Linked DNA regions of Mus musculus: regions 2, 3, 4, 5 and 6 are each linked to region 1. The links are chromatin loops, found by intact Hi-C in ENCODE. Cell type or tissue: heart. All regions are shown on one strand. Region 1 holds the start of Rbak (RB-associated KRAB zinc finger). Region 2 holds the start of Rnf216 (ring finger protein 216). Region 3 holds the start of Zfp12 (zinc finger protein 12). Region 4 overlaps E130309D02Rik (RIKEN cDNA E130309D02 gene). Region 5 holds the start of E130309D02Rik (RIKEN cDNA E130309D02 gene). Region 6 holds the start of Kdelr2 (KDEL (Lys-Asp-Glu-Leu) endoplasmic reticulum protein retention receptor 2).

Region 1 (4,000 bases):
CTGGCCCAGATTTCACCTCCTTGAGCTCTGCATATTTCGTCTGAAAGTCAACAAGCATTTGTAGAGTTTATTTCAGCTTTCAACGCAAACATGTAATAACATGTAACATTAAAAAAAGAGAATAGAATCGAAGCCCAAAGGTGTTACTAGAGTAAGACATACAAGGAAAGGTGGGGCCTCAGAAAAGGGACAGACTGACAAGCACCAGGACGTAGAGGTGGGGCAGAAAGGGAGGTGGAAAGACACCAAGGTGGCACTTTCCTGCAGGCAGCTTCTGACAGTGACAGGGAGGGCCAACTTTAAATTAGGAGTTACTAACCACATATGATTATCTTCCCAATTCAAAAACCAAAGTCCTGGGGTTAGCATGATGGCTCACCCATGTTAGAGTGCTTGTTGCTCTTGCAGAGGACCTGAGTTCGGTTCCCAGCACCCATGTTTGGCAGCTTACAACTGCCTGGTAACTCCAGTTATAGAGCTCTGGCGCCCTCTTCTGGCCTGTTAGCTCCTACATGCACACGGGACACAGAAACTCAAAAAGGCACACAAATTATCAACACAAAAATAATAAATACATATTTAAAAAAAGAAACAGAAAACCACATTCCATTCTTCTAAGAGCAGTGGAAGGCAGATTCCAGTCACAGGAATTTCTCAGTGCTACCTTTTAGGTACAGAGAAGAGTTATGGAGAAGAGAAACCACAGCCTTGAGTCATATAACTTTATCTAGGGGATACTGGTCTGCAGCCAAAACAAACAGCAGACTCTCCAGCAGAGTCCTTGCAGAGCTATCTCATGGGGCTCATGGTTAAAGTACAGGATTTCTTGGACAGCTGTGTGATAAGATCACAGATGCACTGTTTAAAAGAAAACCTCTGTATGAAATAAAAGACCATCTACATGGAATTATTAGGAATATAGATCCAATTCAAGACTGCATCAGACAAACCAGGACATCCATTCAACGCTATCCACACTGGACAGGCTTTTTGTTTCCCTAAGTTGAGCAAAGTACTCCCCTCTGTGAACTCACCACCTCTACTGATGGTTCATCTCAGTGGTCAATGTGATGAGACTCTGAATTGCTGGAGAAATAGACCAAGGGCTAGTCAGTCATTCTTGTGGGGGATTCTCTTGATGAGGTAAACTGGGGCAGGAAAGCCTGCCCACTGTGTGCGGCTTCATTCCCTTGGCTTAGATCTTGGACCATACAAAGACAAGGTGGGCTGAGCACTCACTGTATGAAACCATGTGATTTATTTATGCATAAGACTATGATTCTATGTATGAGACTCTATGAGTCTGTGTACAAGACTATGAGTCTGCATATGAAACTCTATGATTCTATGTATGAGACTTTATAATTCTATGTATGACTCCATAGTTCTATGGACCTGTATGGAGGGAGAGAACGGACTCCCACAAGTTGTGCTCTGACCTTCACGTGCATACTGGACCACACACATGCACACATGTAGGCACATACAAAACAAATTTTTTAAAAACTGTTTAAAAAATGCAACTTTGGAGCAAACGGAATGAAAGATTTCTTTGTATAATTCTTTTGTTTCTCTGTAACTTTTCTATGACTCTATGTTCCAGAGTACTGTCCATCATGGTGGGCATGCTTTCCTCTTCCCTTCCTGACTTCAGAAAATATATACATTTTCAGCTTCCTCAAAGTAAGCTTCTGTGCCCTTCCCACCGTGGTGGACTGTACTCTGCCACTGTGAGCAGAATAAGCCCTTTCTCCCTCAAGCTGCTCTTGTCAAGGTAAATTTTCAAAATGCAAAAATCATCCCAACCTGACTAAAGGAAGATGTCCAAATCCTAGCAAGTCTTTGCCTCCTATAAGGTACAAAAAACGGCACCTCCCACGAGCAGCTGCAGGTGATGGGATGGATACGATTTTCCTTTTTCTAACTCTGCCAAGTAACTCCATTAGCCTAAAGTTATCAGACTGCCTACACAACAGGTCATGACAGCCTGCCACTCGGGTGTATTTTATATTACAATCACCTTTATTCACTCCTTTCTCCACGACCATCCTACTTACTTATTAATTATTCTATGTATGGATGCTCTGCTGCATGTACACCTGCATGCCAGAAGAGGGCGTCAGATCCCTTTAGAGACCACTCCACTACCATTCAAGAACAGACCTTTGAGTAAGTCTTCCAAAATACATTACAAAGGAGTCAGAAAAAAAAAAATTACAAACGGGAAAAACTTACCTTTGATCTGCTCATGTTCTGCTCCTCTTGGGGGAACTGTAGACACTGCTGACTGACCTGCTGGAGGAAAAGCTCGCTGAAATCGGAGATTAACTGGTCTACACAGGGACATGTCTCTCGCCTGGGAACCACCAAGTGAAATCGCAGCTTATACACACTGCAGAGGTGATAGGAAGGAAATCACAAACCTAACTCCAACAGGTGGAATGGGGGGTGGGAGGCGAGGGGGGGCGGGTACAGTTCTATGATGAACACTACGCTGCCTTCTTTTTATCCACGGGCATTTGGTGTAAAGGTGGGGGAAACAAGGGTACTTATTTTATTTCCTATTCAAACTGTTGCAAAATATGTCACAGTGAATGAGGATTCTGGGCACTATATATATATATATCTGGGATCCATGTTCCATGAGGTGACATACATGCAATCCCAACTCTCTGGAGGCGGAGACGGGAGGATCACCCACTACCAGAACAATATGTGCCACAAGGAATCCACGCCTCAAAAAAACTAAAACACAAAAAGGAAAAATGGTCCAGATGGATAGACGTCCGACAAACAGGGATAAAGCGTGGTTTGTTTTCAAACTATCCAACTAAACTTGGTTACTGCTGCATATCTTAAAAAGGGACTAAGGGAAGAAACTAGAAAACAATGGCACTCATTTCAACACAACCTTGATTAAGTCTCACACCTGTCGCAGACTCAGTCTTCCTTCACGAGCAGAAAGAAGTAAAAGCAGATTTTGAGCACTAGACCATTACGATGCCTCAAGGGCAGACTCGGGGGGGGGGGGGACCACAGACAGAGCAAGAGAGCTGATGGACGCTGAGTGACACCGTGGGAATCTGGAGCCCTTGAGTTCTTCAGTGCCTGCACTCTGTCCTCGGGACTGACCGTGCAGCCCAAAGCGATGCAGCTGTCCCGCTGTCAGCCCGACCACCTCGACCCTCCCAGGCGCCGCAAGCTGGGGACAGCGGGGTGCCCGGGTGAACTGACTGGGCACCATCTGTGCCCAGCATCCCTCCCGCAGCCCCGATCGCTCTGCGCCCTCGGGCCTCACCGAGCAGGCGTCTCCGCTGCCCCTGTCAGCCTCCGCGCCGAGCTCTCGCTAGGCCTCCCTAGCCCGCACAGCCGAGTCTGTTCGCTGCCGCCCCGGAAGCTCCGGCCTCGGCCCTGCAGGCTCGGCAACTCCAGCTTAGCGAACGCAAAGGCTGCGGGAGGGAAGGTAGCCTCGACACACCAGACCTGCAGGAAGTCACCACGGCGCAGTGGCCCAGCGCAAGCGCGGGCACGCGCACAGGCCGCGACGCGCATGTGCAGCATCTTCCCGGAAGTCCGAGTTCCAAGGCTCTCCTTTCTCCCCAAGAATTGCACAGAAACTCTGTGTCCCAGACGCCTTCGCGCGCCACTGCATCTAGGGATCCTCGCGCAAGAACTTACCTCCTCCCAGCAGTTTGGGGGAGGTGCTCTGAGAGCAATGGCTGCCTCCAGCCATGCTCTTACCTTCTTGTTTGTCCTCACTCCCTTTGAGCCTGGAGAAACGGCCTGCTGCGTGAAGTCCCAAGTCTTGTCCCTGGCTCAGGACTCCTAAAATAAGAGGAAGATTGTGTTAGAAGGAAAGAAAACTGAGTGTCATTCTCGATTAACCAAACTTCCTTGAAGTACTAGGTACAAGAAATAACCAGCTGTGCTTTACAAAGAAGGAGGCACAAACACTAATGGTGGGTTTCTAGAACATACGTCTAATGCCCAGAAACTCTAA
Region 2 (4,000 bases), 67 kb before region 1:
GTGAAAGAGTATAGGATCCCCCGGAACTGGAGTTAGACAGTTGTGAGCTGCCATGAGAGTTCTGGGAATTGAACCTGAGTCCTCTGGAAGAACAGCCCCTACTCAGGAGGCAGAGGCAGGAGTATCTCTGTGAGTTCGAAGCCAGCCTGGTCTACAAAGGGAGTCCAGGACAGCTGAGGCTGTTACACAGAGAAACCCTGTCTCAAATAAATAAACAAACAAACAGACAGGCAGGCAGACAAGATATGTTTTGTACAGATAATGTGACTACAAGCCCGGCAGTGGTGGTGCACACCTTTAATCCCAGAGCTTGGGAAGCAAAGGCAGGCGGATTTCCAAGTTCAAGGCCAGCCTGGTCTACAGAGTGAGTTCCAGGACAGCCAGGGCCACACAGAGAAACCCTGTCTCGAAAATACAAAAAAACAAAAACAAAAACAAAAACAAAAAAAAAACAAAAATGATGACAAGATGAGAATTCCTGTCTGGAAGGATCTAGAATACAGTAGAGCCCCAAGCACAGTAAACACAGAGCACATTACCTCATGCTGTAGTTAGTAAACACTCAGCAGACTTCATAAACCTTCAATCTCCCTGAGCCACACTTTATTAAATTCCTCCTCAAGAGCTTTTTACTAGCTGCTCTTGTCCTTTTTAGATAAGTCTAAAGTTGCTAATGCAAAAGGCTCACAGGTGTCCAAAAGCCAGGCTCAAGAGCCTCAGCAATCTCCTCAGGCTCACCATCCTTCTCTACCCTCAGAAGGCAGAGCTTGGCTATTTCTTAATTAGGATAAGCTAAGGTCATAAAAATACTGTCCTTCCCTCCAAGCAAGGGCAGTGACAAGCCCCTTCTCTACATGTTAAAATAACAAGCAGACGGAGCTTTCATAAGGTCACCGTTCATGGTGGGGATGAAAACTTGACCCTGATGCACACAGGCTCCTATACATACTCTTTCACCCTTGCTCTGAAGGAAAACACAATAAATCCATTAGTCTCACCCAAACCAAACCAAACAAACAAAAATCCAGCAAGGAAGCTGGGCGGTGGTGGTGGTGGCGGCGGCGGCGGCGGCGCATGCCTTTAATCCCAGCACTTGGGAGGCAGAGGCAGGCGGATTTCTGAGTTCTGAGGTCTACAAAGTGAGTTTCAGGACAGGCAGAACTGCACAGAAAAACCCTGTCGCGAAAAACAAAAAACAAAACAACAACAACAAAAAAATCCAGCAAGGAGTTGAGAGTGGAGCTCAAAGGTAGAGCGGCTGTTGAGTAGGAGAAAAATGACACATGCCTTTAATCAGGAAGCAGAGGCAAGCAGACCTCTGAGCTACATGCCCGCAAGGGCTACAGTTAGACTCAACAATAACAATAACAATAACAATAACAATAACAATAACAACATAATGGCAAGATGTGGTGGGGTGGCCTACACCAGGGCAGAGGCATGCAAATTCCTGAGTCCCTTGGGCCCAGCCTCTACTTTTCAGGTTTCAGGCTAGCCTCGGCTATGCAGAAAAATTAAAAAAAAAAAAAAAATGAAGAAAAGAAAAGAAACGAATCCAAGACAAACCCCAGCGGAGATGGCGTCCAAGACACTTAGCACAATGGAGAAGAGGATACCAAGTCATTGCACCCTTTGGAGATGCAAGGAGTTCGGGATCACCGAGGAGCCCCACGAGGGGCCGCCTCGTCCCCTCGAGCGTGGGTCTTGCCGCTCACCCCAGGGTGCCACGCGCACGGGAGCGCTCTCCGCTACCACGCACCGGGACTCCCGACTGCAGGAGTTTCAAGTCCCCTTCACTCGGGAGCTCAGACTGGGATGACAGGCGTCAACTTGGACTCCAAGGGGCCCCAAACTGGCCCGGGCTGGAGTTCGAAGTCGCCAGTCGGTCGCCTCTTCCGCTTCTCCAGGCCGCGGTGGGGAGCGCGGCCACCAGAGCGAGCCGCCAGAGAACCGTCTCTCAGCAGCTCGGCGCCCCCCGCGCAGCAGGCCGGCCCGAGAAACTTCCTCAAGTGACGGGAGGGGAGCCGGCAGGCCAGCGGTCGTCGGCGTCGCTCCCCTCCCGTCACCCCCCGCGCGGGTCCCCGGGCCCCCGGGGCTCGCGAGCGCGTCCCCCTCGGGCCCCGCCCCCACCCCGGTGGCGCCCCGGCGGGAGGCCACTCTCCTCGCTCGACCCGCAGCCCCGGGAGACCGCGCGCGCGAGCGCCCATCACGGACTCGCCCCAACACAGCCAGCCCAGCTCCGCGAGCGCGGCTCGACGCCCGGGAGTTCAGTCTCAAGTTCACCTGAAGAAGCAGCCGCTGGAAAAGCTCCCCCGCTGCGACCGCCGCCGCTGCGACCGCCGCCGCCGCCACCGAGGCCGCTACTGCGTTCCTTCCGGCCTCGCCACCGCGTCCACCTCGCGCCTGCGCGCAGCGCCCCCTCCCGACTAATAACAGGAAGAACCATAGAGGGACGCGGACAGTCGGGGAGGAGGGACCTGGAGAGCGAGACCATAGAGATGGGTGCCTAGCCGGCCTCCATCCAGGCTCCACGACTGCAGAACCTTGACTCCTCCTTGCTGTGGGAAGACAAAAGAACAGCTGAACCACAGGGTCACTGTAGCCGCCCCGATTTAGCTATGAAATCAACCGATTAATCACGTATCTATCCCCTCTTGAGGTGATGCTCTGTACCAGGTGAGAAAGGTAAAATGACCCAACTCTCCTCCCAAGGTATTTGGTGAAGAGTAAAAGTTCCAGCTCTGTTCAATCAAGGTTGGAGTGCTGGCCAGCGCTCAAGAGCACCGACCCAAATTTGATTCATGGAACCCTCATTGCAGCTCACAGTGGTCTGTAATTTCAGTTCTAGAAGATCCCTGACGATCTCTTCCAGCCTCTGTGGGCACCAAGCATGCAAGTTGTACACCGATATACATGCAGGCAAAACATGCATATGCATAAAATCAAAATAAAAAATAGAAATTGAATTTTTTTCAGCCAGGCAGTGATGGTCCACACCTTTGATCCCAGCACTTGGGAGGCAGAGGAAGCCCTGAGTTCGAGGCCAGCCTGATCTACAGAGTGAGTTCAGTATAGCCAGGGCTACACAGAGAAATCCTGTCTCAAAAAAAATTTTTTTTTAAATAAATAAAAAAACCTCAAGTTGTGTGTGTGGTTGTATGTGTGTATATGTATGTGTATGATGTATCTGTGTGCTCTGTCTGGGCTTCTATAGGTTGTGTATGTATAAGTGTGTGTGCTTGTGTGTGTGTGTATATGTTGTGTATGCTTGTGTGTATGAGTGTGTGTATGTGTGCTTATATGCGTATGTGTATATGGTGTGTATATGTAATGTGTGCCTGTGCTTGTGTTTATGTTATATATATATATATATATATATATATATATATATATATATATATATATGAATATGAGTGTGTGGTGTGCTTGTGTGTGTGTATATTATGTGTGCTTGTATATATGTGTATCTGTGCTCATGTGTGTATGTGTGCTCTGTGTGTCTGTGCTTATGTATGTTATGTGTGCTTGTGTGGATGTGCGTGTGTAGATATGCTTGTGTGTGTATGTGTGTATATGGTGTGTTTGTGCTCTGTGTGTGTGCTTGTGTGTATGTGTATATGTTATGTGTGTGCTCTGTGTGTCTGTGCTTATGTGTGTGTATGTTGTATACAAATGAGTGTATGACGTGCTTGTGTATGTTATGTGTGCTTGTGTGTATGTGTGTGTGTATATGCTTGTGTGTGTGCTCTGTGTGTCTTTGCTTGTGTGTGTACACTTGTGTGTATGTGTATATGTTGTATGTGTGTGTGTTTCTGAGATTGAACCCAGGGCCTCATAGATGCTAGAGAAGCTGTCAATCACTGAATTACATTTCCAGCCCTCTTCTTATTTTTATTTAAAATTTGAGACAAGATCTCACTAGGTTATTTAGACTGGCCTTGAACTCACTACATAGTTTAGCCTGTCCTTGAACTTGTGATCTTGCTGGGAAGACCAAAGG
Region 3 (4,000 bases), 56 kb after region 1:
CTCAATTTGCATCTGAGCAGAGCAGAAGCATCTCAGCCTGCTGACTGCTTGTTCCATGTTTGTACAAACCGAAATATTTTCTTTTCCTTTTTTATTTAATTTACTTTTTTATTTATATAAGTACATTGTCACTGTCTTCAGACACATCAAAAGAGGGCATCAGATCCCTTTACAGATGGTTGTGAGCCACCATGTGGCTGTTGAGAATTGAACTCAGGACCTTTGGAAGAGCAGTCAGTGCTCTTAACCCCTGAGCCATCTCTCCAGCCCCTTTTCTTAATACAAAAATTATATGAGCTTGAATGTCCTCACTGCAAGCAAGGAATTCCTTTTCTGAAAGGCCTGAGTCCCATCTGTGCAATGTAAACCTGGAGAAAAGAGTGTTCCTATCTCCCTGTCACCTGGGGAGTTTAGCCCAGGCCCCTCATTCAGAGACGTAACCCCTGCTTGCCATGGGGAAGGGAAGCTTTTGGTTTAAGAGATAGGAGCCAGCTCAGGTGGGCACCTCAGTTACCAGGTGAGGTGAGAACCTGGGAGAAGGTGCCCCATGGCAGTGCAGGCCTTCCGAGGAGGAGGGCTCACCCTTTCTCCTGAGACCATGTGTGCCCTGCAGCATCTGAGAGGGATTCGTGATGCTTCTGTCTCCTGCTGGTTGCTCAGCAGTTTATTACCTAGGGTTGGCGCTCCAAGGTGCTTGGTGCTTCTGGGAAGAAAACGTTACTCTCTGCATTGGTGCAGAGAACTTTCTGTTTTGGTAGACTTTGTTATTAGTTTTGATGCCAACGTCTTTATGAAGAATTAGACCAAGACCACTGCTGCATTAGTTCTGTAAGAAGTCGATGGAATGTTCATTGTATTGTACCATCTCTGAAAACTGTCATTGTCGCCCGGCCCCAAATGTCACCTTTCAGAGGTCAATTAACAGAGAGCTATTTTCCTTCTTTCTGTGAGTTCTTTCTGGTTCTCTTTTTAGTTTCTGTGCATTAGATGTGTGATATAGAAACCCATCATTTGTGTTTTCTCTTCCTTCCTTTTTTGCATCTGCAGCTTCTGTTGTGTCTCCATCAACTTTGGAAGCAGATAGGACAAGAGCACTTTTGCATTATTCAGGAGGGCCGGTGAAATCTGAGAGGAATTGACTGACCATAGGGTTCCACGTTTGAGCATTGTTGCCGGACTGCAAACATCAAGTTGGAGAAGTCATTTGACAAACACGTTTTTTCTCCCTTTCTATGTGTGCCTTCTGGTGCTTTTAGAACTTTTATGCATTTGTTGTATGATCTGGCAAAGCCACTGTTTTTGTCTTCTTTCTTTTAAAAGAGGTGGTAGACACTTCTTATACTTAAATGTTTGATGGAAACTTCTAGCACTTCAGTTAAACAGAGCGTGACACATTTTTTTTCCTCTCTCTTTCATCTGTTAGAATCTGCCTTTTATCTAAAAGCACCAAGCTGGGAGAGGTCTGGGTAAATGGATATAACCCCTCAAGCCATTCCTGGAGGTTCAAAGTGAGGAAAATCACGAAGGTTACTGTTGCTCTCAGCTCGGTACCCACAAGCTGCTGAAACGAGGAGGAGACTTGTGCGACGATCCCTGGAAGCCTAAGAGTTCTGGGCGGCCCCTCCCCAAAGATGAAAGGAAGACCACAGGGACCAGCCCAGTGGCACGCATGCTGCGCGTGCGCACTTCTGTTTGTGTGCATGCTCGCGCAAGCGCACGTCCGCTGCGCTGGCCTGGCTTCCTGCGGTCTGTGTCTCTACGCTCGCAGCTTTGACTTGCGCGAGCTGGAGTCGCGAGCCTGCGGGCCGAGGCCGGTGCGTCCGGGTCGGCAGCAGGCGAACGCAGCTTTGCAGGCCGGGGAGGCCGAGGGCCGGGCTGACGGGGGCAGCGAGACCCGGGCCCGGCGCGGCCTCCTAGGTGAGGCCTGAGGGTGCAGATCGCGGCCGTGAGAGGGAGGCTGGGTCCGTCTGATGGCTTGCAGGGGGGCCTGAGACCGCTTGCCGAGGCCTGAGCGATCAGCGCCTGCGCGATGCCTCGGCCCCCTCCTGTCCTCAGCGTGCGGGATCCGGGACGGTAGCAGTGGTCGTGTTGATGGCTTTGGGCTGTCTAGATGGCCCGAGGATGAGGCGTGTGGGCATAGGAGCGGTCAGTTCAGTGACCTGAGCTGTAGAGGCGCTGTCCAAACTCCTACCTCACTTGACATCCCTGCCTCCCAGGGCTTCTAAGTCTCATGATGTTACTGGGCGCCATCGGCACCCTTGCTGTGCCTGTTAGTTTTCCCGATCCTCTCCCTGCAGCATCCTGTGGTCTAGTTCAGGAAAAGTTTGTGTTTGCGTCTGTTCATAGGGGAAGACTGTGGGTCTGCGATAGTGGTGACATAACCGAGGTCACGCAGAGGGTTTGTTAGTGGGAGTGCTAAGTCCCGGGCCGACGGCGTTCCTTTTGTCATATTAAAGTCGTGGTCACAGTATCACGTAATTGTATATAAATACAGTTCCCACCAGGTTAACTTTTGTTTTCAGAGCAGCTTGTGAGTATTCTTTTGTATCCCTTAGTAAATGGCAGTTATTTAACTAGCATTTCTTGTTCATTTCTTGTTAATTCACCTCGTCAGCTGCACTCATTCATTCCCCCCAAGTCCCAACGCACAGTTGCAATTCTCCAGTCCTTTCTGACAGCCAGTGAGACCACCATCCCTCCGGTTTTCTTCTGGGAATGTTCCAGGAGGTTTGTGTGCAGGATTCCCCTCTTTCCACGCCCACTCATAATGACGTTGTTTTTCCTTCCCCAGACCCGGCTGCATTAGTCCTTCTACAGACTTTTCCTACTGCAGCGGAAGATGAATACATCCTTAGTAAGTCTGGCTTTGTTTCCGTTGTCTAGTTTGGTTTACTACACTCGAAGAGGCAAAGGAGAGATCAGACTTTAAAGGGGAAAATAGATAAAACAGAAAGAGATAAAAGAACCAGACAAAACAGTAGTGGACAGTAGTAAGCATTGGTTGAGTGCATATCTGTAGGTGGCATAGCCCCTACCAAGTCCTCAGGATGCTGTAGTTGACACCTTGACTATATTTAGAGATGAGCCTATGGACGTGCCTGTCGGGATTGTCTTGATCACATTCATTGATGTAAGAAAACCCATTTTGTTCTGGACAAGACCATTCTCTGGGCATCCTGGACAGCATAAACTGGAGAAAGAGACTTGAGTACCAGCAAACATGTCTTCCTCCCTCTCTTGTTTCCTGATTGTGGATTTGATGTGGCTCCTGCTGCCTTGGCTTATGACGGGCTGTACTCTTTGATCTCCAGTGGTATTCTAACACAGGCATACACACACACTCACGTCCTATTGACCTGTCTGTCTCTAGCAGTCTCTGTGGATTCCTCTGTCTGTTTCTGTGCTGTTTGTCTTGCTGCCCTGTCCCTGGATTTAGAATTTCTCCTGCTCCCATGTGGATCTTTTGCCCTACTTACCTCTGGCCCTCCTGGCTTTCCCCAGCGGCTCTGTGTTGGTTTACCTGTGGGTCAGCCAGCGCCTGCTGAGCATCTCTGGAGTATGTCCAGACAACGCGTAACGGACCCATGCATCCGAGTGGTCTGTTCGCCTGTTGTTGTACCGTCCCCACCTAACGGACCCCATGCATCTGAGTGGTCTCTCCGCCTGTCGTTATACCGTCTCCTGTTCTTCCCTTTTGTTGTTCCACTGCCCTGCCTGGAACTCTCTGAGGATGCAATGCGTTCAGATCCATTTTCCACCACCAAAGAATTCACTTTTCTCTTACGGTCTGTGTAGTTTCTCTTTGTTTGGTTTGTTTCAATTTCTTCGTTTTTGCGTCATTGCTTGGTTCAAAAAGGGTATGTAGCTCAGGCTGTCCTGGAACTCTTCAGCCAGGGTTAAAGGTATATGCCACCATCCCTGGCCCTGGTGATGACTTTCAATGACCACGACGTTCAGTGGCAGACCCATTTGATTTTTTTTTCTACCCTCAAATACCCTT
Region 4 (4,000 bases), 120 kb after region 1:
ACATCTGGGAGGATCAGGAAACAGAGATTGGACAGGAATGGGGTGTGGCTATAAGCCCCAAGGACCACCTTCCTGAAACTGACCTTCCTCTGTCTAGACGCCACTTCCCAAAGGCTGTACGGTGTCCTAAAACAGCCGCTAGAGACCAAGTGTGCAGACACACGCACACTTGTGGGGACACCTCGCATTCAAATTGTGACACTCGTCAACGCTCACCTGGCCCAGACACCTAATTTATCAGCAACCAGCTCTATGTTCTCCAGTGTAGGGTAGCATTCAGTCCCTCCTGGAGTCTATTCCTGGCATTGGCACCATTGGAGCAGCCTCTAAAGGCTTACGTGTTTACACTTGCCTGGCCTGCGTGATGGCCGCTTTGAATCCAGTTCCTCATGCTGTGGTGACCCTCAACCATGCAATTATTTCTGTTGCTACTTTAGAACTGTAATTTTGCTACTGCTATGAACTGTAATGGGACTATCTGAGACCTCTGTTGAAAGGCTTGCTAAATCTCAAAATAGTTTCAACCTACAGGTTGAGAACCACTACTCCAGAGTCATCTCAGAAGAGAGCATCCATGAGGAATTGCCTAGGACAGGTCGGCCTGCGGGTCGGTGTGCGACTTTAACTGGGCTGTGATGGAGGGACCCACCCACATTCCATGAGCTGAGCTCTGGGTTGGATCTTGAAGAGTGAGCTGGGCACTGTGCATATTCATTCATTCTCTCTGCTCTTGACTGTGGGTGTGATGTGGTCAGATGCTTCCAATTCCTGACGCCTTGGCTTCTCCACACTGCTGGACTGGAGCCCGGAACCCTGAGCCAAAGGCCCCCTTTCTCCCTTACGTTGCCCTTGTCAGGGTGTTTGATCCCAGCCACAGGAAGAAACCCAGCCGTCCTATGTTAGCTACTCAAGCAGGGTTCTTTCCGTATCAAAAACATTCTGCACTCAGCCTGTGTGCATGCACAGTGAATCCCGAGAAAACTGACTAGTGCACACAAACACTTATCGTCAAATGCCATGATGACAATATTCATAAAAATCAAAAATGGAATGGGGAGAGGTGGCTCAGTGGTTAGTCCGTGCTACTCTTGGAGAAGACCTGAGTTTGGGTCCCAGCACCCAAAGTCAGGTGACTCACAACCACCTGTCACTCTAGCTGCAGGGGATCCGATGCCCCCTGCTGGCCTCTCAGGTCATGGCACTCACATGTGTACGGATAGACAACATTTGAAACTTTTTTCTCTCTTTTTTAAAGCTTTATTTATTATGTATACAGCGTTCTGCCTGCATGTATGTCTACAGGCCAGAAGAGGGCACCGGATCTCATTAAAGATGGTTGTGAACCACCATGTGGTTGCTAGGATTTGAACTCAGGACCTCTGGAAGAGCAGTCAGTGCTCTTAACCACTGAGCCATCTCTCCAGCCCCATTTTAAACTTTCTAAGAATGTGTTTCACATTTACATGGACTCTGCCATCACACTGGGAGCACCTGCAGGACACCTGCTACCATTTCTTCGGGACGCATCCATGTGACTTAGTCAATCTGGGGCTATTGGAAATATGGACACCTCAGTAAAGTACCTGCCACACAAGCGTGAGAACCTGAGTTCAGACTCCAGCATTCCGTAAAAGCCAGGCCCAGGGCTGTATACCTGTGGCCCCAGCAGTAAGGAGGACAGAAAGGGGAGCCACCTCGAGTTCTCTGGCCAGCCAGTTTAGTGAGACAGTTGAGCACTAGTTTGAGTGAGAGAATCTGTTTCAAAATTAAGGTGGATGGGCCAGAAAGATGGCTCTGTGGGTAAAGGCTATCTACCCGAGTCTGAAACCCCAGGTCCCAGATGAGGACTCTCAATTTGTCCTCTGACCTTCAAGTGTGCTGCGGCATACATGTGCCTAAAGTCACACATAAATAAACACATATCAGAAACACACAACACACAAGACCAAAATTGTTTTTGTTTTTCTGTTTGTTTTGTTTTGGTATTTCACATTTTATATACGAAATGGATTCAGCCATAAAAAGAAAGCGCGCGTCCAGAGATGACCCGGTGTTAAGAGCACATGCTGTTCTTGCCGAGACTCCCAAGTCAGGAGGCCCACGAATGCCTCTACTTCCAGCTCCAGGGAATTTGACATCTTCTGGCCTCTGCAGACACTGCATTCGCATGCACAAACCCACACAGACACATACATATATGCATAATTAAAGCATTAAAATCATACTCTTTTACCAGAGTGTGGTTGCACACTTAGTCTCTGAACTTGGGAGGCAGGACGGACAGATATTTGAGTTCTGCGCCCCCCGGGGCTATTCAATGAGATGTCCTCTCTAAATAAATGAATAAGTAGATACCAGAAGGATGGTTCCATGGTTAACCCAAGACATTCAATTCAGATTCTCAGGTGGCTCACACCAGCCTGTAACTCCAGTTCCAGGGGATCTGGTGCCCTCTTCTGGCCTCTGAGGGTATTGCTGCACACACATGGTGAACGGACACACAGGCAGGCAAAATGATACACACAAAACCAAACCCTTGAAAACCTCACACTAAGTAAAGGAAGCCAGACACAAGGCCACATTCTGCACTGGTCCACAGATAAGAAATTTCCAGAAAAGGCAAATCCATAGAGAAAAGGGAGATGAGGCTGCCCAAGGTTGGGTGTAGGACGAGCAGGGCTGAGGTAAGGAGCGCCTTTGGGGGATATGGAAGGATTCTAAATCAGGTGATGTTGGGATGGCCACATGGGAAGACAGGGAGATCTCTCTCTCTTCTCTCTCTCTCACTCTCCCCACGCCCCCTCAGCTTTCCTGCGCTGTCTGGTTTGGCGCTGTCTTCCAGTTTAGTCTTCGAGATTCCATTTCTTCACTTTTCATTTAATCCTGTCCTGCTTTGCCATTTGTCCATGACAGCTGTCACTTCTGATAGGCACAGGGACATGAGTGTCCCTTCCTTAAAGTTAGTAAGAATACAAGCCTATCCCTTCCAACGATGTCCTAGGGTCCAAGTACATCCCTGCTACCCGAGAGAGGACTGACCGCAGGGCAGAAGCAATCTGTGCATCCAGTCTGGGCAGAGGCCAAAACCCGGCTCGAATGGAGACTGAATCTGGTCCAAGTTTTGGTCCAAAGTAGCTCGGGCTGGGGAACGGCTCGGCTGGGGTTGCTTACTGCAAAAGCGTGGGGATCTGAGGGCGACGCCCAGGGCCTGCGAGAAGGGCTCAGCTCGACCCTCGTCACCTGGAACCCCAGTGTGGTGTGGGTGGTGACGGGCTTGCTGAAGCCTGAAACAGTCCAGCAGTTTGTAACCAAGCAGCATGTAGCCAAGTGCGATGACCCGAGCGACTCTCCAAGTTGACCTGCACATGTGCAGGGTAGCCTGCATGTCTGCCTTACACACACACACACACACACACACACACACACACACACACACACACACACACACACCACAGTATCATAAAGAGCAGGCCACGGGATCAGACTGACATCACGTCTCAACAGTATAAAGTGGAAAGTTGATGAAGGTCCTGGGTTCAGTTCCCCAGCACCCACATGGACTTACACAAGCATCAGGCCTCCAAGGTCACTGTACACGCATGGTACACAGGCATACATGCACATGAAATCCACACACATCAAATCCTTAAAATTTAATTAAAGATGTATGTTCCATAGGGCTGGGGTATAGCTCACTGAAAACACGCCTGCTAAGTAGGTGCACGCCATGAGCTTGAATCTCAGCACCACAAAATGAAAACCCCACAATGCCTATGAAACTGTTTAGAAAAATTTATTTTGAACACATGAAAGGAAAATTTAGATACCCGCCTCCCCACCCCCCATAAGACACAGATCCTCTCCAAGGTGATGGGGAATCCCAACAGGTGTCCCTGAGCTGTGCCCAGTACTGCGTACGAGCTGGGTCTCACCCTCTGCACTCTGAGCTCATGGAGCTGCAGAAAACGCTGTTGGTGGCAGAGACACTTCACATTCCTGA
Region 5 (4,000 bases), 140 kb after region 1:
CTAGGGAGGCAGAGACACCTGGTCTGGGTTGAGTTCAAGGCCAGCCTGGTCTACATTTTGAGATCCAGGACAGCCCAGGCTACATAATCAGAACCTGTTTCAAAATGAAACAAATCCTAATTTTACTACTTTGTGTACAAGAAGGCTACAATTCCAGAGCCAGACACGTGGACCCTATAATCCTCAAGAGACTCAGGTAGAAGGGTCATGAGGGTTGAATTCAGCTTGGGCTACATACCAAATTCTTTTTTCAAAAAAAAAAAGTCAATCAAAGAAACAAAAAAAATGTTTGCTCCATAAAAAAAACGGGACTGGGTGTAGCACCCAGGCAGGGATGATCGATGACATCACGCACGTGTAAAAGACCTCTACGAACATCCAAACTCTTGTTATCCTGTCTACGGAGACTGTGGGAGACGCTATTTCGAGAGCAGTACCTGGAGCCAGGAGGCCGCACATTCCAACACGGGGATCCGACACACGGCCACGGCCATGGAGACCAGCTTTCCCAACAAGCTCATTCGGCTGTCGTCGGCTTTGTTCCCTTGGGGGCTGAAAAGGGAGGAGAAAATGATCTGCCGCACAGAGTCCTTGCTTTGCTCCTGGAAGTAACTGCACATGATTTCAAGAAGCTGGAGCTCCTGGAGGGAATTCAGTCTCTGTAAAAACAAACCCGGAAGAGAAGCTGTGAGAAGAGGGCCTCCACCTGCCCCTTAGCTCCCACCCTAAGAGATTAGGGAAGTGGATGCTTAGAATCCCAGCGCACACGAGGCTGAGTCTAGCCGATAATGAGTTTCAGGCTGGCCCGAGATACATGGTACACAGAAAGACAGTGTTTGAAAAAGGAAAACAGATCTATTCTTTTTCCCAGGGTGTATTTTTTTCACCCTTCAGAAGCCTAAGCCCGGGGGGGCTTAACTCTATGAATAAGCAAAGGAAAAAACCCTGCATCTAGTTAAGCGACATCCCAGAGGGATGTTAAGTAGCCAGTTCACAAAGCCACCACCCCGGATCATTCATTGGTGGGCGACTGTCACACGCCTGCGAAACGGGCACGCGGCTGAGCAACGCCGCTGGACTGCAAGGCCGGGGGAGCGGAAAGAGGAGCGAGACCTCGGGGCGAGCTCCTGTCACCGAGCGAGGGCACGGCCGGGGCGGGCACCTTGGGCTGCGCGCCGCGCTCCTTGGGCACTTGGAACACGAACTCCTCCAGCAGCTCCACGGAGCCCTTGTCCACGATGGGCAACGGCGCGCTCTGCAGCTGGCTGCTGAAGTAGATGTCCAGGTGGTACAGCACCTCCTTGGCGGCGCTCAGCGCGTCGCGCCGCAGCAGCGAGTGGCGGATGTCGCTCATGGTGCGGCCGCCCTGTCCCCGCCGCGAGTCCTACTTCCGCCCGGAGACAAAGAGGCGCGACCGGCCTGGGCCCCGACGCGGGCAGGGTCGCGGCGCCCGCCCGCCTCTAACAGGCGCCAACCCGCTCAGGGGACCATCGTCGCCGCTGCCGCCGCCGCCACGGGCCAGCGAGTATCCTGGGGTCCGACTGCGGCGCCGCCCAGAGCCGCGGGAGCCGACGCCGCTCGGCCGAACCGGCGGCTGAATGGCGACGGCGGCCCGCAGGGGCCAAGCTCGGGCTGCGGCCGCGCGCTCTCGTGGGCGCCCCCTGGCGGTGAAGCCCGCACGGGCAAGCACGAGGCCCCGCCCCGCCGTCTTCGCAAGAGTTTCTCCGGCTTCAGAGGTGTTTGATTATCAGACACTCGGAGGTGTTCTGAGCCGGCACCACGCACCCAAGCCTTCTCATGCTCCCCTCCAACCAGGACGTGCTCTGATCGCCCCCGGGAGTGGGGCGACTACTAGGACAAATGATGCTTGTAAGCACCCCCACGCCCTGATCCTTCTGTTCCAGGGTCAGTGTTTCCAAATTCTCTCCTGACTCCTGGACCCTCTTAACTGCTATGCTCTAGCCCAGCCCAGGAGGACTATGGGAATCTTAGTACAAGGTTTAGCCCACGTGCTCCCTGTTCCTGAAAACCCTCCCACCCTACAACACTCCCACTCCCCAGCTCAAGATTTCTATACAATCTATGGGCGATGGTTTATTTACAATTTATACTAAACTAGCTGTTAATGAAGACTGGAGATTTTTTTTTTTCTTTTGGTTTTTCGAGTCAGGGGTACTCAGTGTAACCCTGGCTGTCCTGTAACTCACTGTGTAGACCAGGCTGGTCTCAAACTCAGAGATCCACGTTCCTCTGCCTCCTGAGTACTGTGATCAAAGGTGTGCACCACCACCGCCCATCGGGGAGTAGAGATTTTAAACAGAATGGAAAAGTCTTGCGTGTGGCTCACAAATACAATGACTAAGAGGCCTATGGCTGAGAGGATTTAGTTAAGATGATAAAGGGCCCCTGCCTGGGAAAGAACAGACCAGGGAGAGAGTGCAGCTGGGCACAGCCCAGAGACTCTCTTGTACATCAGGGAACAGACTTTATGGTCCTAGTTCAGGCGCCCAAGGGTGCAGTGAAAGAGGCAAAGGCCTCCTTGTCACCCAGAGCCTTGGACATCTCTTGACCCTTCTCACACTAGGACCTCAGAAGTTACTGGATCTAGCAGAATATAGGCAGGAGGGAAATCTGCCCTGGGAGACACGAGAACTCAGCAAGCCTAGCTTCCCATCTCTTTTTCCCCACTAAAGCCCACTCACGCCCACACAGCAGAAACCAACACAGACAATGATGAGAAAACAAATATCCATGTGTACAAATAGGTGTGCACTGTATTTAAAAGGCAGGGCACTTCCGCTCTATTTCTCCTTTTTCTTGTAACTGGGGGTAGCAGGTAGAAAGATCTCTCGAAGGTTGCTCCTAAACCCGTGGGAGTGAATGTTCTGGTGGATCCGGGGCTCAGCTGATGGGGACCAAGCCACCAGAGGCCAGCGCTGGCACCAGGCCCAGTCGCCTTTATACCATTCATTTGTGGTCTGGTTGGTGGCAGCCAGGTACAGAGCAAAGCACAAGTAGCCAGCCAGGAGCATGCTCAAAACGATGACAAAGCCCAGTAGGAAGACAATCCTTGGAAATGCCAGGAACAGATGCTGTGGGCAGAAAACCAGAGTGTTAGCAAATAGCCTTCAATGCCTGAGCACCAGCCCTGACCCTGTGGTGCAGACTCATCACTCAGCTGACCTTCTGCATCAGATCTGACCCACCAGGCAGTATATACAGCTGAAAAATGTGCCAATGCCCCAGCATTCATGAGGCCCCACACTCAAAATTCCCTATTTCTCTTTCTCTGTCTCTGTCTGTCTCCCTGTCTGTCTGTCACATGCATGTATTGCACAAGTGCAAGCACACAGATACACACACATATGCACTTCAGTTGCCTCAAATCTGACCCTTGGAACATAGATCTGAGTCACAGTCAACACAGACACAGGCAGGCAGCCCAGGCATGAGCCTAGTGTGTGTGACAGCTTGTTGCAGGATAACTTTCACACAGGCAGAAAGGTCACTCAAGACACAGACAGTACTTTGCCAGTCTGCTGTTTACAGACAAATATGTGGAGACAGCTCGTGCATTAAACTAAAATCCTGCGAGGACTGTCTCTTTAAAGCCACCGAGCACAGGAACAGCAGGCCAGGAGTGCTGACAGCAGTACCCGCCCCTCCAGCATCTCTGCGCATGAGCGATGGTGCAGGCTGGTGAGCATAACGCTCACAAGGCTGAAATGGTTGGCAAGTTTGAGGCCAGCCCAAGTCAGAGTAAGGCCTTGACTCAAGACATCAAAACAAAACAATAACAAACGAAATGGCTGTGCATGAGGAAGAATGAGACTCTGGGTCAGTCACAGTACAGCACACCAAGAAGCAATTAACGTCAACTCAGACTGTGGATTGGTGCGCAGTGAGAACGGAAAGGCTCAGGGCTCTCCCTGGTATGTTGTGTGACTATGGCACGAGGATGGTGAGGGTCTAAGGCCAGGCCACATCTGGGAACTGGCAC
Region 6 (4,000 bases), 220 kb after region 1:
GCCTTGAACTCAGAGATCCACCTGACTCTGCCTTCTGAATGCAGGAATTAAAGACATGTGCTACAACCGCCCAGCATTATGTGGCTTTCTTAAGCTCTCTGTGGACTTCTGGTGCTAGTGTAAGTAGAGCCTGTCTGTCTGTCTGTCAGATAGTTCTCTCGCTCAGGCAGCCAGGGCTGCACATGAAGGCCCCAGCCCCAACATCTTTGCTAATTTAAGTTATTTATTTAATAACTTAAAAATTAAGTCGTTAACATTAATAGTAAGGAGCTGGCTAATCGGGGGCTGGGGATTGAACTCCAGACCTCATGTATGGCTAGTGACTGCTTTATTAACTGAGCCATCTCCAAGGTAACCCATGACGCATGGGTTAGTGCTTCAGCCCCATCTTCCCACCCTGCTCCATCATTTAAGCCTCCAAGTTTCTTCTTAAATGGCAAACAAGAAACACTGTAAATCCAGAAAGATTGCTGACACATGTCTGCGAGAAACACAGCCCAGATCTCCAGCACCCACATAAATGCTAGGCTGTGTTGAAGCCTGGGAGATAGAGACAGGGGATCCCTTCGGCAAGCTGGCCTGCTAGACTAGCCAAATCAGCAAGCTCTGGGTTCAAGTGTGATGCCTTGCTTCAATATATAAGGTGTAACAGGATCTAGAAGGTCCTAGAAATAGCTGGCCTCACAGCCTACACATGTGCACACACACGTGTGAACAGACATATAAAAGCAAAAAGAAAGAAGAGGAAGAGGAGGGAGAGGAAAGAAAAAGAAGTGGTGGGGTTGCTCAGCGGCTAAAGGGGCTTGTCACCAAGCCTGGAGATTTGAGCCTAGTCCCAGGAACCAACAAGATGGAAGGAGAGAACTGGGCCTGACTGGATGTGCCCACACAGTCCACAAATAAATTTTTATTTTTATTTTTATTGTTTCAGGGGTGTGTGTGTGTGTGTGTGTGTGTGTGCGCGCGCACACACATGAAGGCACCCTCAGAGGTGAGAGGTGTCAGATAGAACTGGAGTTCCAGGCTGTTGTGAGTCTGCAGTTGTGGGTGCTGGGACTCGAAATCAGGTCTATTAGAAGAACAGCAATTGCTCTTATCCACTGGGCCAGCTCTCCATCCCTAATACAAAATTTTAATGTAATTTTAAATAAAAATTAATAGATTTTGACAGATTTCTTATGACTTATTTTTATTATTATTTAAAATGTGTGTGTTAGTTTGTGTGTGGGTGTGTGCATGGGCGTGCAGGTGCTCTCAAAGGCCAGAAGCAATGAATTCCCTGGAGTTGGTGTTAAAGGTGATGTAAGCTCCCCGAGGTTAGGAGCTGGGCATCGAACTTCGGTCCTATACAAGAGAAGCTGGAGTTCTTAATCACAGAAATTTTAATCTTGCTTTCTACCCTCGCAATGCCTCTGAGATAGGTATTTCTGCTATCTTAGTAGGGAATGGAAAAAAAAACAAGACAATACTCACAACTGAGTGGCATTTCAAAAACTTAGAGAAGGAAATCGCTGGCACCTAGGCGGAAACCCTGGAGACGGAAATTGCGGAGGACTCTGGGTCCTCAGTTGACCGTCCACGCGGGATGTAAAGTCCGGCTGCTCACCGACGCTGGGCCTTTAAGGGGCGTGGCGGGGGCGTGGCCCCAGCGGTCGCCCGCTCTCCCAGGCTGCCCCGCGCGCGCGACGGCAGTTCGGCCACGTCCCTGGCCACGTCGCGCCCGCTCCCGCCATCTTTCGCCGCTTCCTCTCTCCGGGGCTGCTGTCGCCGCGTCCCGAGTCGCTGCCTAGCTCCGGTGCCGCTGTGCCGCGCCGACCGCCGCCGCCATGAACATCTTCCGGCTGACTGGGGACCTGTCCCACCTGGCGGCCATCGTCATCCTACTGCTGAAGATCTGGAAGACGCGCTCCTGTGCTGGTGAGCGGCCGCCGGGGCGAGGCGCGCGGGGCAGGAGCGCGCGCGTTTGGCCCATTCGACCGACCCATTCGGCTCTCGGTCGTTCCGGAGGCTTTGTGCCGGGCTTGCGATGGCCAGACACACCCATCTCGGCCTGCTCGGCGGGCAACGAAACCCCTCCGAGTGTGCACACGGGCTGGGGTGTCCGTCGCAGCTCTGGGCCCCCCAGTTCTGCGCTTGGTCCGCTCGCGAACTTGATCCGTCCTGGCTCAGCGAGCGCTGGCGTAACTGCCCCCGCGTCCTGCTGCATCTGAAAAGTTTAGCACGGGATCTGTGGGGCTCTAGTGGGCGTGTCCCTCTCCATGGGACTTTTGGGGGGCGCCTCTGAGTCCCCAGGAATCAATGGGAGACTTGCTCGAGGAGGATGGATAGGACCACAGACTAGCTGGGCCTGACGTGGCAGCCAGGCCACCCGCGAAGGTGGGGCTGGCTGGAGGAAGAGGGGCATCCTGCTATTCATTCTGTTATCTTCAAGGACAAGCAGAGGATGGGATGTGGGGGCAGGATGGTGTCAGGTCTGGCCTGTGCTTACAGTTGATGAGGCTACAACTCAAGCCTTGGGGTTCGGGATCTCATGCGTCATAAAAAGAGATGTGGATCTTTTAAGTGAGTTGCTTGGCATAGTTTTCATGTTACTCTGAGAAGCAAGCTAGTTTTTCATCCTTGAGTGTGGCCGTCTAATAACTGGTTCTCTTAAACTGCCAGCGCTGGGTACCACAGAGGCCTCTGTTCTCGGCTAGTATCCTTGCTCCACGTCACCATTGAGTTGGCGCTGTACCTCCCTCAAACTACATTGCAGAGAGGCAGTAGAGTGAACTTTCCTCACATAATAGCTGTGGACTTCTGCCTTTCGTTAAATATTAGGAATCTTACAAGTTTTAGATAAGTTCTTGGTGAGTGTGATGGTGCTTGCCTGTAATCCCAGCACTCGAGAGGTGGTAACCTGAGGTTCAGGAATTCAAAATGAGAATGGACTACATGCTGGTCCTGTCTCCAAAAACACCCCCTGCTCCCCAAAAACCCATTAATTAATTGATTGATTAAATAAATATATTCTTAAAATACTGTCCTTAATGCTATGTCCCCAAATGAAATAACTTTGTAAACTCAAATTTAATTTTTTTCAGAGACAGCAGAAAATAGAAGTCCTAAAGGCCCTGGGTGATGGAGACGCCACCTATCTGGTTTATTAATAACACCTCATCTAAAGTAGCACCGCCCCTTTGACTCTGCTCTCTGAAGGTCTCATCTCTCCCTGGAACATAGTTGAGATCCAGGAAGTAAGCACAACCCAAAAGACCTTTGCCCGATCGAAGTGGACGTCACAAAGTCCTTGTACTGAACCAGGGGATCTGACTGGGAGGTGAACTGGGAGCCCAGTGTGGGATTCAGAATGACAGTCAATTAATTGCTTCAGTTGCGATAGGTGTGCATTAAGTAGTCAGCTGAGTGTTATAGCGCTCCTCTCAGGCAGTACTTAAAATAACCATGTCAACGGTCCCCGGACTGGATGAGGGAACCGAGTCTTAGGCAGGTTAGCAGGCTTTCGATGAAGCCAGGATTGACGCATAAGCAGTAATGAATTTGGAATTTCCAATTAACCTTTGTTTCGGCCTGAGCAGTTTGAGTTTGCACATTTGATGCCAGTGGTTCTGTCACGTTTGCTGTTGGATTTGGGTGCTACTTTTAGTCTTTAGCTGTCTTTCTAAACCTCTAAGTCTCTTTGTCTTCTTTCTTATGTTCTTCTGCCAAGTCAAGATATATTTTATTTTTAATTGTGTGAGTGCTGGTTCCTGTGGAGACCAGAAAAAGACATCATACTCCCCTGGATCTGGAGTCACAGACAGTTATGAGTTGCCTAGTGTGCTGAAACTGAACTCAGGTCCTTTGCAAGAGCAGTACCCTTAGTGGCTGAACCCTCTCTCCAGCCCCAAGAAACAGGGTTTTTTTTTAATTATTAATTTTTTGCGTGCCTGTGTGAGTTTACTACAAGTGTGCAGAAGCCCTTGGATTCCAGAAGAGGGGCGTGAGATCTTCTGGAACT

The links. A loop is a pair of places that touch in the nucleus more often than their neighbours do. Peaks named below come from ENCODE experiments on the same cell type or tissue, not always from the same donor. Only the 100,000 strongest peaks of a DNase experiment are listed, where the experiment ranks them.
Region 2: it touches region 1 in a loop (4-fold over the local background); 6 of 42 quality-filtered maps call a loop at or near these places.
Region 3: it touches region 1 in a loop (7-fold over the local background); 25 of 42 quality-filtered maps call a loop at or near these places.
Region 4: a loop joins it to region 1, with 2.3 times the contacts of the local background. A loop is called at or near these places in 20 of 42 quality-filtered maps.
Region 5: a loop joins it to region 1, with 12 times the contacts of the local background. A loop is called at or near these places in 7 of 42 quality-filtered maps.
Region 6: a loop joins it to region 1, with 6 times the contacts of the local background. A loop is called at or near these places in 3 of 42 quality-filtered maps.

The regions. Positions count from the first base shown.
Region 1 is chr5:143,177,251-143,181,250 of GRCm38, forward strand. Rbak (RB-associated KRAB zinc finger) reads right to left here and starts at 3,525. Exons shown (of 5, transcript NM_001045482.2): 1 at 3,299-3,525; 2 at 2,236-2,292. The coding sequence starts at 2,250. Spdye4b (speedy/RINGO cell cycle regulator family, member E4B) reads left to right here and starts at 3,767. Exons shown (of 8, transcript NM_001384193.1): 1 at 3,767-4,000. In heart, CTCF peaks have their summits at 488 (motif pointing left), 2,108 (motif pointing right) and 3,548; a DNase peak (open chromatin) is centred at 3,601; H3K4me3 peaks cover 1,671 bases; H3K27ac peaks cover 1,119 bases.
Region 2 is chr5:143,110,616-143,114,615 of GRCm38, forward strand. Rnf216 (ring finger protein 216) reads right to left here and starts at 2,405. Exons shown (of 17, transcript NM_080561.4): 1 at 2,284-2,405. In heart, a CTCF peak has its summit at 2,461; a DNase peak (open chromatin) is centred at 2,426; H3K4me3 peaks cover 2,003 bases; H3K27ac peaks cover 1,584 bases.
Region 3 is chr5:143,233,463-143,237,462 of GRCm38, forward strand. Zfp12 (zinc finger protein 12) reads left to right here and starts at 1,701. Exons shown (of 5, transcript NM_001289589.1): 1 at 1,701-1,917; 2 at 2,792-2,854. The coding sequence starts at 2,840. It overlaps 4930448H16Rik (RIKEN cDNA 4930448H16 gene), which reads left to right. Exons shown (of 5, transcript NR_040700.1): 5 at 1,048-1,286. It overlaps Gm38735 (a long non-coding RNA gene), which reads right to left and starts at 1,068. Exons shown (of 3, transcript XR_868668.3): 1 at 672-1,068. In heart, a CTCF peak has its summit at 2,168; a DNase peak (open chromatin) is centred at 1,699; H3K4me3 peaks cover 1,742 bases; H3K27ac peaks cover 1,352 bases.
Region 4 is chr5:143,297,433-143,301,432 of GRCm38, forward strand. It overlaps E130309D02Rik (RIKEN cDNA E130309D02 gene), which reads right to left. Exons shown (of 6, transcript NM_172726.4): 6 at 3,640-4,000. It overlaps Gm52794 (a long non-coding RNA gene), which reads left to right. Exons shown (of 2, transcript XR_003955829.1): 2 at 532-1,936. Among named protein-coding and RNA genes, the nearest start is that of Gm52794, 3.4 kb to the left of the region's middle. In heart, CTCF peaks have their summits at 1,190 (motif pointing left) and 2,463 (motif pointing left); no DNase peak of the experiment used is centred here.
Region 5 is chr5:143,313,741-143,317,740 of GRCm38, forward strand. It overlaps E130309D02Rik (RIKEN cDNA E130309D02 gene), which reads right to left and starts at 1,620. Exons shown (of 6, transcript NM_172726.4): 1 at 1,163-1,620; 2 at 438-659. The coding sequence starts at 1,354. Zdhhc4 (zinc finger, DHHC domain containing 4) reads right to left here. Exons shown (of 8, transcript NM_028379.5): 8 at 2,749-3,092. The coding sequence ends at 2,802. In heart, a CTCF peak has its summit at 1,689 (motif pointing left); DNase peaks (open chromatin) are centred at 1,071, 1,371 and 1,711; H3K4me3 peaks cover 2,008 bases; H3K27ac peaks cover 1,711 bases.
Region 6 is chr5:143,402,136-143,406,135 of GRCm38, forward strand. It overlaps Kdelr2 (KDEL (Lys-Asp-Glu-Leu) endoplasmic reticulum protein retention receptor 2), which reads left to right and starts at 1,685. Exons shown (of 5, transcript NM_025841.4): 1 at 1,685-1,917. The coding sequence starts at 1,827. It overlaps Gm20635 (a long non-coding RNA gene), which reads right to left and starts at 1,607. Exons shown (of 3, transcript XR_868670.2): 1 at 1,474-1,607. In heart, a CTCF peak has its summit at 1,779; DNase peaks (open chromatin) are centred at 1,666 and 2,356; H3K4me3 peaks cover 2,962 bases; H3K27ac peaks cover 2,426 bases.